2 separate regions of the Homo sapiens genome follow, and region 1 is linked to region 2. Evidence: chromatin loops called from intact Hi-C (ENCODE). Cell type or tissue: A673. All regions are shown on one strand. Each heading gives the region's core, and the rest is flanking DNA. Links, peaks and the distances in the headings are about the cores only. Region 1 overlaps PAX3 (paired box 3). Region 2 overlaps PAX3 (paired box 3).

What was found. A loop is a pair of places that touch in the nucleus more often than their neighbours do. Peaks named below come from ENCODE experiments on the same cell type or tissue, not always from the same donor. Only the 100,000 strongest peaks of a DNase experiment are listed, where the experiment ranks them.
Region 1: it touches region 2 in a loop (2.9-fold over the local background); 1 of 110 quality-filtered maps calls a loop at or near these places.

Annotation. Positions count from the first base shown.
Region 1 is chr2:222,287,133-222,293,883 of GRCh38, forward strand. The region is part of intron 4 of PAX3 (paired box 3); the gene reads right to left. Among named protein-coding and RNA genes, the nearest start is that of CCDC140, 7.6 kb to the right of the region's middle. RefSeq lists enhancers at 2,726-3,639, 3,640-4,553, 6,616-6,751. In A673, for the core only: a CTCF peak has its summit at 4,309; DNase peaks (open chromatin) are centred at 3,649, 3,939 and 4,249; H3K4me3 peaks cover 1,622 bases; H3K27ac peaks cover 2,290 bases.
Region 2 is chr2:222,203,579-222,210,329 of GRCh38, forward strand. All of the region lies in intron 7 of PAX3 (paired box 3), which reads right to left. Among named protein-coding and RNA genes, the nearest start is that of CCDC140, 91 kb to the right of the region's middle. RefSeq lists an enhancer at 4,699-5,321. In A673, for the core only: no CTCF peak of the experiment used is centred there; a DNase peak (open chromatin) is centred at 1,713; H3K27ac peaks cover 2,098 bases.

The sequences.
Region 1 (6,751 bases), core at 2,787-5,286, 86 kb after region 2:
AGAGCTAAAAGCTGAGTTGTGTCTTGCTCTACCGAAGACTGGTGTGAATGGGACAAAACTATCTTTCCCAACAGGGCAGAGGATGGCCATTAGGGGATTAGTCTTTTCAATAACCTTTATTAGGAAGGAAAGAAAGAAAATAGGTATTGAAGGTAAGAATTTATAACACCTTTTATTCACCTATTATAGAATTATAATACCTATTGCTGCTTTGGTGTTTATCTTCCAGAAAGATGACAATACCTGAATTTTCTTCAGAAATGTCTGAAATTCCTTTTCACAATTCCCCAACTAAAGGCAGCCGGTTCTTGGGTCAGCAATTTTGAGTTGGTACTAAGATCAGGCCCAACTTGGAGCTGGAAGATGCTGTCCCTGGGGCAGTGTGTGAATACACGGCCTAATATCCAAGGAAGAAAAGTTACTTGAACTCTGTATGTATACAAAATATACATTTGAAATATATGACAAAGAACTATCTAATGCTATATCTAGACCCAGGACATGGGAACCATAACAAATCTGAGCTAACTGTAACTTCTAGCTTAATCTATTTCAGGCAGTTGTTCTACACTGCAATGTTTGGTAGTAAATATTTTACATCAGAGAGCATTTGAGCACAGATGGATTATTAATTAATAGGAGGATTATAATAGAAAATATTAGATAATACCCACCAAAATTCTGCTCTGTATGTCAAGATTCATCTTGCTCAAGAGTGAACAAGAGTAAAAAATAAAACAATAAAGCCTCATGCACAACTTTTTAGTACTGAAATGAGCACAAAGAAAGAGATTCGAAAACCCCACACACAGGCAGATCCATGATGCACAGTTACATATCCAAAGCCTAAATCTGGCATGAATTTTACAACCTCAGTTAGTGCTATTTGTTGGAATTTGCAAATTAAGCACAGAGATAGTATTTCCAAAAGATTCGTTTGCAGGATTTTTGCTTTCATAATAAAAGAAAAACCTATGCAAATATATTGTGTTCTTAAACAAACAAACAAAAGTCGGATAGTTCATCTCAAAATCAACAGTTTAAAAGAGTCATAAAATGATTCAAGGAAATATTTCTCCTGGCATTCAACAACTGGGAGGCTGTGCTGTTACCTCAGTTTCTGATGACTTTAGAAAGTGCAATCCATAGGACAAACATATCTTCATTTTGTGCAACTAAATATAGTTTAGTGCCAGCATAATTCTTAGTGTAATAAATAAACTCTAACAATGCACATACATACACATAAACACATATCTATTCCTAAATTATAGAGGATTGGAAATATACATGAGAGTCATCTAACCATCTATAAACACAGAAATTATGGAAACACGTGTAGAGAGATGTAGTCAATATAACACTCAGATTCCTGTGTATTTAATTATTCCCTACCTACTTTTACATAAAAATCTGCTATGTTTTCATTAAATAATTCCAGCTTGGAAGACAATTTTAGGGAAACTTTTGTATTTAGAAACTTAGCAACAGGCAGATAGTAGCTGCCATGCTTTCTGCCACACCCCCCCAAAATGAGAATCTATTTGATGATAAATTCACCATCATAGCCTCAGTTCTAAGTAAGAAATCACGATAGGATAATTAAAAACACCCCATGAGTCTTCTCTACAAACCTACAACATGTAACTGGTTTCAGTTCCTATTTCTTAAAGAGAATTTGGTCAATTCCTCCTTAGAGATTTCAGAGGAAAAGAAGGATTTTCCAGGACAGATAAATTGAAATGATCCCGCTTTGATCTCTATGGTTAAGAACCCCTCACAATGGAAGATGACCACTGAGGGGCCGCGCTCCCGGCCTTTTAATGTGTAACAATGGTATCAACAAACAGCTACTTAATCAATATTTGGCCAGAGCTGCTGAAAACTTCCTTTTCAGATTTTAATTCCTACTTGTAAAACAACCCCAGAGCAGCCAGTGAGATAAGACATTAAACTGACTGCTTAATTGCCTTTTAGTGTCTTGTTAGTTATATATGTACATTCTAAATGGTTCTTTAATCTTTATTTACCCTCATAGATAAGTTACCTGTCATACAGAATCCAATCGAACGTAAAACATTTTCTGTTCCAGCCCAAGCCAAACTCTCATTTCTCACCGTTTGTTTGTTGTTACTGTTGCAGCTTTTCATTTTCATTGGCCATCTACTTATGTACAACTTAAACATTTAGTCTCATAGGAAGAATTTTTTGTTGTTGTTCTCAAAATATATGCATTCATGGATGCTGAAGCCATTCGGATTTAGCGGCCACACTCCTATTCACGTGATCGATTTCTGCATATTCCACTCGCCTGAACCGCCGCGCGCTGACTGGTTCCGCCTCACCGCCCGGGTGGGTTTTATTGCTCAGCCCTGGGGACTTTTAAATGACCCTTCAGTAATTATTACTCAGTAGAAGCCCCTACGTCCTGGTTCCGGTGCTATCAACAATCAAATCAAACCCCAAAATAAACATACGATTTCAAGCATTAATTAGAAAATCTGCATGTTTTCAATAAAGCTCTAGAAGGTAAGCACACAGCAGTCAACCAAACCAAACAAGCGAAAAAGAAAAAGCTAGGAGCTGAACTCTGGTGTTTCCTTTCAAATCGTTCCAGCAGGAAAATTGTTACCGCGACATTAATAAATAGAACACGGCGTGGTGTTCTAATAGAATTCAAGTTCTGATACTTCCAATATTTTTTAAATGGATGATATTTCTTTGCTGAGTTTTGCAAGGACTTCAGAAAATATGAAGTTTTCTCTATAGAATCGAAACGACATTGAAGTCAAATTCGTGATCCTAACAAATGGACTTGGAAAGTGGGCTGGTCTGTCCACTTGAATAAAGGATCCGATGCCATAAACCTATGATCTTATACCCAATGATTTTAATCTATGGGAAAGTTCGTCCCCCGCCTTCCCCTCCTCCCAACCTTGGACCAAAATGGCCCTTCCTGCTCACTAACCGGGAAAGAAACGGCCCTTCGTTTTCCTTGATTTCAGCAGTCCCTTAATGATAAGAGTGCTCTTTTCATGATTTCACTGGAAATAAAATACTCCAAATACCTTTAATGCTTTTCTGCGTTTTAAACTGATTAATCTTCTCCTACCTCCCCCCCAAAAAGCTGAAGTCGTCCTCGTTAACTTTACAAAAGCTGACAAGCTTACAAATAAAATGGAAACTTGAGCAAAGCTTTCGTCACTTTTACTTTCTCCAATTTTTTAAGAAAGCACTCTTTTTTGTAAACGTCAAATAAGAGGGAACAGATAGGAAAGGAATATAAGCCCCCAACAGACCTATGCTTGAGATCTCTTAGTGGGATCTTTTAAATTGTTGCAAACCTCCCACGCTCACTTGTGATTTTAAAAGGGAGGAAAGTCTTATGAGAGTGTATCGCCAGTCCCCAATCAAAACATCAATTTGGCAATCTGGCCTCTCTCCCCCTGCGCTCCGGAGCTGCCACTTCAAAGCTGCTACAACAAGTCAGTAATTGTAACTTTGCATCTAAATATTTAAGCGAGAGTCTTGCAGTCGCGTGTCCATTTACAGTCCTCAACTGTCCTCTAATTCCATTACTGCACAAAGCAAAAATGTTTCCCAAAACTCACAAACAGGAAAAGCGTCACCCTGCTGGAGGGGGAGAAGGAGGGGTGGAGGAGGAGGAGGAGATGATGAAGGGGCAGTTTCTATTGATTAGTCACCGCTTTTGTGTTAAGGGCTTTCTTTAAAATAAGAAAAAAATGGGGGGAGGTTGCAGAAATTTCACTAATGTGAGCCTCAGGCAAGGGAGGAAAAAAAAAAAGAGGAGAAGAAGGGGGGAGGCGGGCTGTGTCTAGATGAAAGTGAGAAGGACATAAAGGAGGCAATTGAGTCGGCTGCAGCCCGGCGAGCTAAGCTTCGAGCCGGCCAGAGAGTAGGGGAGGGGGCGGAGCGGCGCGGCGCTTTGGCGCAGAGCACAGGAGTGGGGGCCCAGCCCATTGTGGCGGCGCCCGCGGGCCCGCTAGGCCGAGCCGGGGGAGGAACAGAGGCGCCCATTGAGCGGCCGCTGCGCAGGGCGGTGCCCACAGCCCCGGATGCCTCGGCCAGGACTTGGCTCCCCCGGCTGCCTCTGCTCCAGTCTCAGCGCGGGCCAGGGGCTAGGGGGATTGGGGATAGCGGGCGGGGTTCGTGTTAGTGAACCGCCCAGCCCTCTCCTTTCTCCTGGGCTATGGAGCTGGAGGGATGTATCCAGCAAGGGTGCATCATGCTTAGCGCGCGCCCGTTAGGGAGCGCGGGCCTGAGCGCACCAGCACCGCTAGCGGCTCAGCTCTTGAATTGAGCGAGGGAAAAGGGAAAGTTGGGAAAGTTAAGAGGACCATCTGGGAGAAAGCCACTGGAGAGAAGAATGAGGTGATTCTGACCTCATTCAAAGTGGCTCAACCCTTTTGTCCTAGTGTCTGCCAAGCAGACCTCAGGCCAAAGATTCCCCTGAAAAGCCAGGCTCAGCAGCACCCACCAGACCCACTAACTGGAAAAGGGCAAGAATACACCACACTGGTCAGGGGACCCCAAAGTTCCTCCTCCCTCAGCTTTCTTCTCCCCCTCTGCCAGGGCGCTAAGAACGCTTTATCAACATTCATTCTATTTTACAAGCGGGCAGCCTGGGATTTTTGATGCCCGAACAACAGAAAGGAGTTTTTGAAGTTTCTAGACTTCAAACTGCACCTCACTCTGTCCTTTCTCTGGGCCCCTCTTGTCCTCCGAGGCTCATCTAAAAAGGAGCTAGAGATGCTGAAGAGACAGACACTGCATCTTCCTTGACAACCCCAAATTAAATCAGGCTTCAGCCTCCAAGGTGTGTGTGTGTGTGTGTGTGTGTGTGTGTGTGTGTGTGTGTGTGTGTGTGTTTCCAACAGCACAGCCCCCACTGGGGAGAATACTCTGATTTTAAAAATGTAGCAATTGCCCTTGAATAGCAGCCGGCCCAGCTAGACAGCCCAAAAGACTAGAAACATTTTGTAGGTGAAATGGCCACTTTTTCCACGCTGAAGAGTCCATAAAACTTCCCGGCGCAGCAGCTATTGGGGCTCATTGAATAATTCATCCCTCATTGCAAGCCCATAATGTCTATTCTCAGCCTTTTGTGGTGCTGTTTTCTCTTCTTTTCTCCTTGAATTATAAAAAGGTTGCCTTCCTTTGTTCACATCAAGCTGCTCCGAGCTGGAGCTTTGTCTGGGCTGAGCTAAAGTGTGAGTTTCAATGGACTCTCCAGGCTTTGTCTCCCAAGTTCATCTCCAAGTGTAGATTGTGTAGAGAAGGACTTCTTTGTAAAAGCTGGAAAAGTTGTACAAATGTTTGACCAGCTCATTTGGGACGTTTTGTCTCCTGGGCCTCAGTCGCCTGTACTGCGAGAGAGCAGCCAGTCTGCCAGCGCCGGAGCCTCCAGCAACAAGTAGCAAAGCCGTGAGTCCCCAGCCTCTGTGACTGCTCTGGGCTCTTCTCCCCACTGCCCACAGGAGCACATTTGGTTTGGGGTTGTCTGACTCCCTGCCTTCCTCCCTTCTCAGCACCTCTATTCTGCAGCTAGGCCTGGGATAAAAGCCAAGGTGTCTTCTCAGAGACCAAGGCAGAAAAATGCACCTCTCCAAAAAGAGGATTTAGGCTGAGTCCATAGGAGGCCTCTGTCATAAAGCAAAGGAAGCATCTCCCTGCCCAACCTGCTGTGGTTTGACATGTCTTTGATTTCTTGTGTGCATCAGAGTATCTACACTTGTTTTTCCCTCAAATCAGCCATTTGGATCTGTAACTTCCAAATCTAAATGTTCCTTCCAGGTTGTGTGCAGATTTTGCATTGCTTTGTAAAGCAGCTGCTCAGGAGAGCCACTGGCTGCCACAGAGTTGGGCAATGAAGATAAAAGAAGTCCCACTTGGATGCCACTCTGGTAAGGGCTCGGACCCAGCTAGTCACAGTCGGCAACGGCTGTGAGCCCACCTGGAAAGCCGCCTGTCCCTCTGGCAACTCCAAAACTAACTTTGCCCAATGAACTCCAAGTCCCAGGTGAGGAAACTTCAGGCATGAGTGGGACCCCTGGCCACTCTTGACCATTTGTGCATTTGAAGAGGGGCAACCACCCCCAAGGCCAAAGCCACTGAGACACAATCCTCCCCTCCCCCCTGCCGTCTCCTGCTGCAATGATCCTTTCCTGGTTCAGCATTTCTTTTCCTTTCTTTCTTTCTTTTTGCGTTTGTACCCTTAAAGTTTGAGGATGGCTTGCGGCAGGTGAAGGGGAAGCAAGCTGCACTTCTGTCTCCCATGGGGGAGATTTTTTTTCTTAGTGCCGACAGTGCACAGCCGAAAAGGAATGGGGATCTGTACCCCTAGAAGACAGAGGGTGCCAGCACTCTAAGAACCCAGATCCCTTCAATTTGTAACCCAGAGCTTGGGTTCCTTTCAATTCCCAGGCACACACAGGTTAAACCCCCTCACATTTGAAAATCAACTTCAAACAAATCAAACCAGTCAACACACAGACATATTTATAAGGCAGCCAATGTGGGGGCAATTTTGGAGGGCCGTTGCCCAAAAGAGTACTCTCTCTCTCTCTCCTTTAATGCGAGGAAACTCCGGAGACCAGGGCCTTTCCTGAGGGCATAAAAGCTACTTCAACTTCTGAAGATTCAAGTACCCTCTATCCCCGGCCCTACAATTGCTCAGAGATGCCCAGTCTCATACATTTAATGGCAACAGAGTGAGAGCTTCCCCTGCCCC
Region 2 (6,751 bases), core at 449-2,948:
TAATTCAGGCAATAGAACCTCGGATCTAGGAGTTCCAGTAAGGCAGGAATCTGAGAGGCAGGTGAGGCGGGGGGCGGGTCTAGTTTTGCTTCCCAGAAAGCATCTCAACTCAGATTCCAAAAACAAGGATCCCATAATTCCCTTTGGGAAGGGTTTGCATAATCCTTATGATTAAGTAAAATCTTCTTGAACTAAAGCTCTGAGCTGATCCATCTTCAGCTGACCCCAAAAGACAGAGAAAAAGAGATCCACCTTCTGTGGATTATCAATTATCCACTCTTCCTCCATTTTAACAGAAAATTTGAACGGATGTCCCTGCCTTCCCCAGAAATCCTGTTTTTCATTTTGTTGTCTCTCTTTCATTTGAGTTATTGTCTATGCACACACATGGGAAGGTGGGCTGGTGTGGGCAAAGCAACACAGCAAAGCCCACATTTTGAAAGACATCCCAGGAATCTAAGATTTTTTGAGATATGTGGTAAAACATCCTTTTTTACAATTTTTAAAAATTAGTTATATTTTTAAAAAAAACACACAAAACATCATTTGTGGCAGAGCCCAATTTTGTTTTATTGGGGATTTGGAGAAAGTGAAAGTCACAAAATAAAGTAAGCATCAATAGGATTGACAATTCCAGGAAGATGGAAAATCACTAGAATGTGGGTTCTTTTAGGGCCCTACCCAGCATTGTTTATAGCAATTTCTTCATTTCACTACTTAAAAGAACTTGAACATAACTAAGAATGCATTTAAATTAGTTCCTGGATATGTTTTCCATCTATATGGGTTCTTTTTGCCTTTATTTGAGCTTATATAGATGATTTCTATATAAGTGTATACTTGGAAAATTCATGAACTTCAATTGATACACTAGTTTATTATTTATGAAATTTCAGCCCAAATTAGACATTTCTTTTAGAAGAAAAGAGTCTTTAAGTTAGAGGTTGTTTGGTGCCAAACACACTCCTTTCAAATCAGGAGTACATTTTCGTGTGTGATCCTGATGGGTGAGATTGGACATGAACATAAAAACACTTTAAAATGTGATTTTTTTAATAAAAGGGAATAATCGCACAGGGCAAATATTTTACCATGAATAAGTTGTGTTAAGCAAAATTCGAAATCTTAGAAAAAGCAATTTTGTAACTATATCAGTCCAGAGAGGAAAGATATCCAGTGGCACTAAATAAAAGGAAAATAAACTCTAAATTAATATTGTCCTTCATGAAGATACTTACTTGAAATTCAGTCAATGGTATGTCACTTTAAGGGAGAAATGGAATGCTGTATGTACAGTTATACTTGATGAGCTCAGAGCAGAATTTTATTCAAAACATGCACACTTTCCCATGAGCTATATGTACATTTTTGTGATAAACTTTTTAAAAAAATCCCCTGCCATACATTTTTTGTTTGCATAACTTTGAAGGCAGCAATAACTAATTATAGGGGATGGGGGAACTCAAGAAGGACCTAGAAGAGAAGAAACATGTCCTTCCTATAAGCAAAAATCAGCTTATGATGTTGTTCATGAAGCAACTTTTGGCAGTCGCTGCGTTAGAAAATTCATTAGGAAAGGATTTAACTCTTAAGACCTTGAAGTATATCTATTGAAGGGTGGAGAAGATACCCTGTTTGCAGAGCCGTATTAGGGCAATAGAAAGATAGTTCCTCAAAGGTTCCAGGGCTGAGTAGCTTTAAGACTTCCCAAAACATGACCAAATAGGAAGGACACCTGCAGGGTCTTCCTGTGTGTCACTATTGTCACACACAGAAAGCTAGTGAGGGCATCTCCTTTAGCCACAGCACTCAGCACAGCAGCCCAATACTTGCAGGGGCTGATGTGAGAGCATAGAGGGGACCAGAGACCAGTTATCTTTTGTTCCTCTGACTTCCCTGATAGAGCCCCCAAGACAGACATTCACAAGTTCTTATTTCCACTGTGATGGTCACATATTATAATCGTAATCTCAAGAATCTTAAAAGGATGGGGAATACAGCACTAACATTTTCCTACATTTGGCCTGAAACTGCGATTAATAAATAATTATAATGTGATTTATTTCAATATTTCACACTGAGAAAACTTGAGAAATATACACCATTTTAAAAACCTACTGTTTTACAGTTTTTAAAAATGTGTGTTGGTGGGGGGAGTGAGGACATCAATAGAAAATGCATTACTCTCCCCTCACATAATTTAAAACCTCAAATCTCTGTAGAAGGGTTCCATTACACTTTCATGTATGTTTCTTTAAAAGCTATTTTGCGTTTCATGTGGTTCAAGGGAAGCTATGGAAATTTCTTTCTGTGCACAAAGAAGTTGGTAAATGAACTTCTTTGAACTTATCCAATATGGTTATGGAATGTCTTCCAGTCACATTTTCTTTTTAAGAATAATGTCAGAATTTCTTTTATGCACGCTTTTCCTACAAATTCCTTCAAATTTGTAATTCAAAGCCTAAAATCAAATCTTCATTTGTTGTAAAGTGGATTTTTTTGCCCTCCCCTTACACCATTAGTAAGATATTTCTACTACAGGGCTGGCATTTTGTACCAATTTTTTTTTTTTAATTTGGGGTATGAGAGAAGCTTGATTGCCTAGTTTTGACAAACAATTTCAAAGAAAAAGAAACAAATTCAAGGCTACCCAGTTCTGTCTCCTGAACACTGATCACACTCATTAAATGCCAGGTAAATCCAGGAGATGCAATGACCAGAAAGAGTTTTTCTTTAATAAAGATCTCTGCTCTGTCTCATTAGAAAAGGAAGCAAGGAGAACTCTTTCTTTTTACTTTTAGTTGTGAACCATCTAAAAAAAAAAAATCTGTTGAGCAGATTTCTAAATTGTTACCTCCGAAATGTGTTCCACATACTGTTTCTAAATTGTTCTTTGAACAGCCTTTAAAAACAAATTCAAAGCTTCCGAATTTATGTCCACGTTTCTCCTAGCAGCTCCTCCATCTTTTGCATTATTAGAGAGACATTTTCTGAAGATCTCTTTAAACTCATTCTCAAGTTTCAGAATTCCAAATAGGTTGTTTATATCTTGATTGGAAGATTATATGGTTCAGGAAAAACTAAGTCTTACAATTGCTCCATGCCATATTTCTCTTGAATTAATTTTCCTATTGCAAGATTAAATAAAAAAGATAAAAACTATGGGCCAAATTAAGATTTACCTTTAAAATGATATGTCTGGAAAATATTTGTCTTGGCACAAGCATTATGGTTTTCCCATCAGTTGAAAGTGCCTGAAGCTTATCAGAAATCTAAAATGATTCAGTAAATTATGGTGCACATCCAGGCGCTTCTTTTTTCTTTAGTAGGAATTCTTGGTTCACGTCTTTATTTTCTTTCTTGTTCTTAAGTAGTCAGGTGTTCTGATTTAACATTTAACATACACATTTAGTTTGTTCTTTTTAAAAAAGAAATGTGAATTACAGCTTTGTATGACATAAAGAGTTTTTTTATTCTTCCATCCTTTCCTCCAAAAATCTACTGACTATATTTTTTTATTTAGATATAATATATTTTCGGAACCAATCAAAAATGTTCAAATGTTTATCCAAATGTTTTTTGCCAATGTGGGTGTTACTGGAGTCATCTAATGGTTAAATTTCAGTAACTGTATCTTTGAGGTTAAAAACCTAAATTTAAGGAGCAGAGACTTTCCTGAAAATGTCCTCAGATTCAAATGCCTTAGGAATTATCCTGCAGTTGATTAGCATCTAAATAATTAGATTTTGGGTCCTGTCTGTTTGAAAGCTGTAAGAGGGAAGTTGCCTGAAGGCAGAAGTTTCTCTTAAGGTATGTGTGGTGACCTTCTCACCCATCCTGAGAGTTAGGGAAAGGCCAAGACTGACCTTTACCTAACCAGATAGAAAACCTGTGCATGTTTTATTTTAATCCTTAGCCTACATTTTACAAGTAGCTGTGCTTAATGCATGATGAAAAAGTATGAGTGCCAGACAAGTGTGCTTCATATGCAGCATACATTTCCATGTTTTCATTGTAAAGAGTACAGTAAGTATTGTCTCAGTTAAACTCTAAGGGATTATGTATGTTTCATCTCCAGCCCTGTGACCAATCACAGAGATAGCTTATTTTTATCAATTATTTTGAATACCTATTGCTCAATAGAGCTAAGTGTTAAGTTTCATAGCAATATTCTTTACGGACTGATGACTAAAATATAAATCTAGACAGAGAATTAGCGCAGAAATGAGTTGCATAACCATAGATACTTGTTCTTAACTAGGCAGATGTTCTTCTAATTTAACATTTAATATGCACATTTAGTTGTTTTTTTAAAAAACCATTGTGAATTATGATTTTGTATGATATAAAGGGTTTTTCAGGCTTCTAGCCTTCCCTCTAAAGTGTGTATATATGTATATGTATATATATACATATATGTGTGTGTATATATATATATATATAACTTCTAGTTTACTTCTAGCCAGTGATGAATGACCATATCACGTCCATCTATTATCAGTAAAGCCCATTAAGAAAAAGTTCATTCCACCTAAATGAAAAAGCATGCCAGTTAATACCACTGGTATTTGACTATGTTAGACCCACCATGGGCATAATAAAATTCTCATATGTTTTAATTCATTTACGCATGCCTGCATTTAATATGCTTTGTGACCATGTCTACAATTAATATGATTTATGGGAAAAGAACATGTGCAATATTGGGGGACTATAGCAAATATTTTTTTTTTCTATGAATGAAAAATATAACAAAACAGCTCAGGAAAATTGTTGGCCCTTAGCATATTAAGAGGGACTGACAGAGTCCTGAGTAAACTTGGGGGAGTTAATGATATCCTCTTATCTGACCCTGACACATTTGCAGCATGTAATTTACAGAAGCTCTGTCCAGGGAATCTTGACAAATGCTCCTGAGGATGTCAGGGCAATGTTCCATTCTAATGTAAAACAGATGTGGGTCAGATACCCTCATTCATCACTTAACACACAGAGCCTCAAACTCTTTCTGGGAGGAATGACATTACCTGCTGTTAACTCTTCTCATTTCAGGAAATTTCTCACAACCACTGTAGCCCTCTAAAGCGCGTGTGCTCAAACCTATCACTGTTTCAAAATCCAGTCTGAGAACATGACTGTGGAAAATCAAACGTGTATCTTGGTTTCATTTCATGACTACTCTAGGATACTTTTGCTAAATATTACTTGACCCTTTGAGACTTGGGATTCTAAATATAGAAAGAGAAAAGCTCTATGTTTGGGCATCTCACAATACTTCAGTGATATGGCATTCAAAATTTTCTCTCTAATTGCCTGTAAACCGAACTTCCATGTAAGGAAATGCAAGGCTGATTCACCCTAATAACCATTCATAAATGCAAATCTTAGTGACCTTTAACTTCACAGTCCCATTTGAGACTCACAAATCACTTATAATAAACTAGAAATACTGCCTTTTAGTGAAAAGAGCTTCAACTCTGCCTCTCCCAAGCAGAGGAATGTTGGTCTATATATACTATATTCCCATTTCCCTAAAAGTTTTCCCTCTACCTACCACTCTAACAACATGTAGGGAAGACATTCTGATCTGCTAAAGGAAGAAAATGGTTGTCCAGCTCAACAAGGAAATTTCTTCTTTCTTTCACACTATGTATGATGTAAGCAAATATTTCTGTGGCTGCCTAAAGTCAATAGCATAAGATTGCATCTATGAAATGTCTGAAGACTACAGAAAAGACGCTTCCTTGCCCTTTTCTTGTGAAGGAAGGTACATCCTTAAGATAAAGAAAAGAACCAACTGAAAAGACCTGGTGATACTGATTTACCTGTGATACTGATGAGTAAATGTCAGGAAAGGTATTTCTGGTAATCATGGGGAAATGGAGAACAGGCTTGCAAAAGTCTAAGAATGAACATACTCTTTAGAAAACACTTGCTGGTCTGTTTCATAGGCTCTGTGGTAAGGCAGAATAAGCATTCATTTAAAATTCATGGAATTTGGCCAGATGCGGTGGCTCATGCCTGTAATCTCAGCACTTTGGGAGGCTGAGGCCAGAGAATGGCTTGAGCCCAGGAGTTCAAGACTAACCTAGTCAATACAGCAAAACTCTGTCTCTACAAAAAAAAAAAAAAAAAAAAAAAAAAAAAAAAAAAAAAAAAAAAAATTAGCTGGGCATGGTGGCATGCACCTTTAGTCCCAGCTACTGGGGGGCTAAGGTAAGAGAATCACCTGAGCCCAGGAAGTCAAGGCTGCAATGAGCCATGATTGCACCGCTGTACTCCAGCCTGGGTGGCAGAGTGACTCTCTGTCTCAAAAAAAATTAAATTTAATCAAATTAATGGAATTTCTACCAACTCTACAAATGTGAGACAACATCTGAGAACACAGTCTCCCAAAAGCTAGAAACTACTACACCATTAAGCTAAAATCGTATTTACCTTAATTCTCTCCCATACCTAACTCCAGGGACACTGAACCAATAAAGATGCCGTGTTCTCTTTTCCACCTGATGACTTGTGCTTATGGTCATAATTTGGGCAGTGGTTATGTCTCCTACTGCACAGGCAACTTGATGTAGGCTGGCAACATGCAGAACCTACTTTGATCTTCAGAAACTAATTCTGTTCCTGCAGATCCTAGCAAAATAAAATCTTTGTAATCTAGTGATTTTGAAAAATGCTCCTCAATTGATAAACTCAAAATCACTTAGATTGTCCCTTATGTTCCAAAACTTTTTGATGGTACATGATG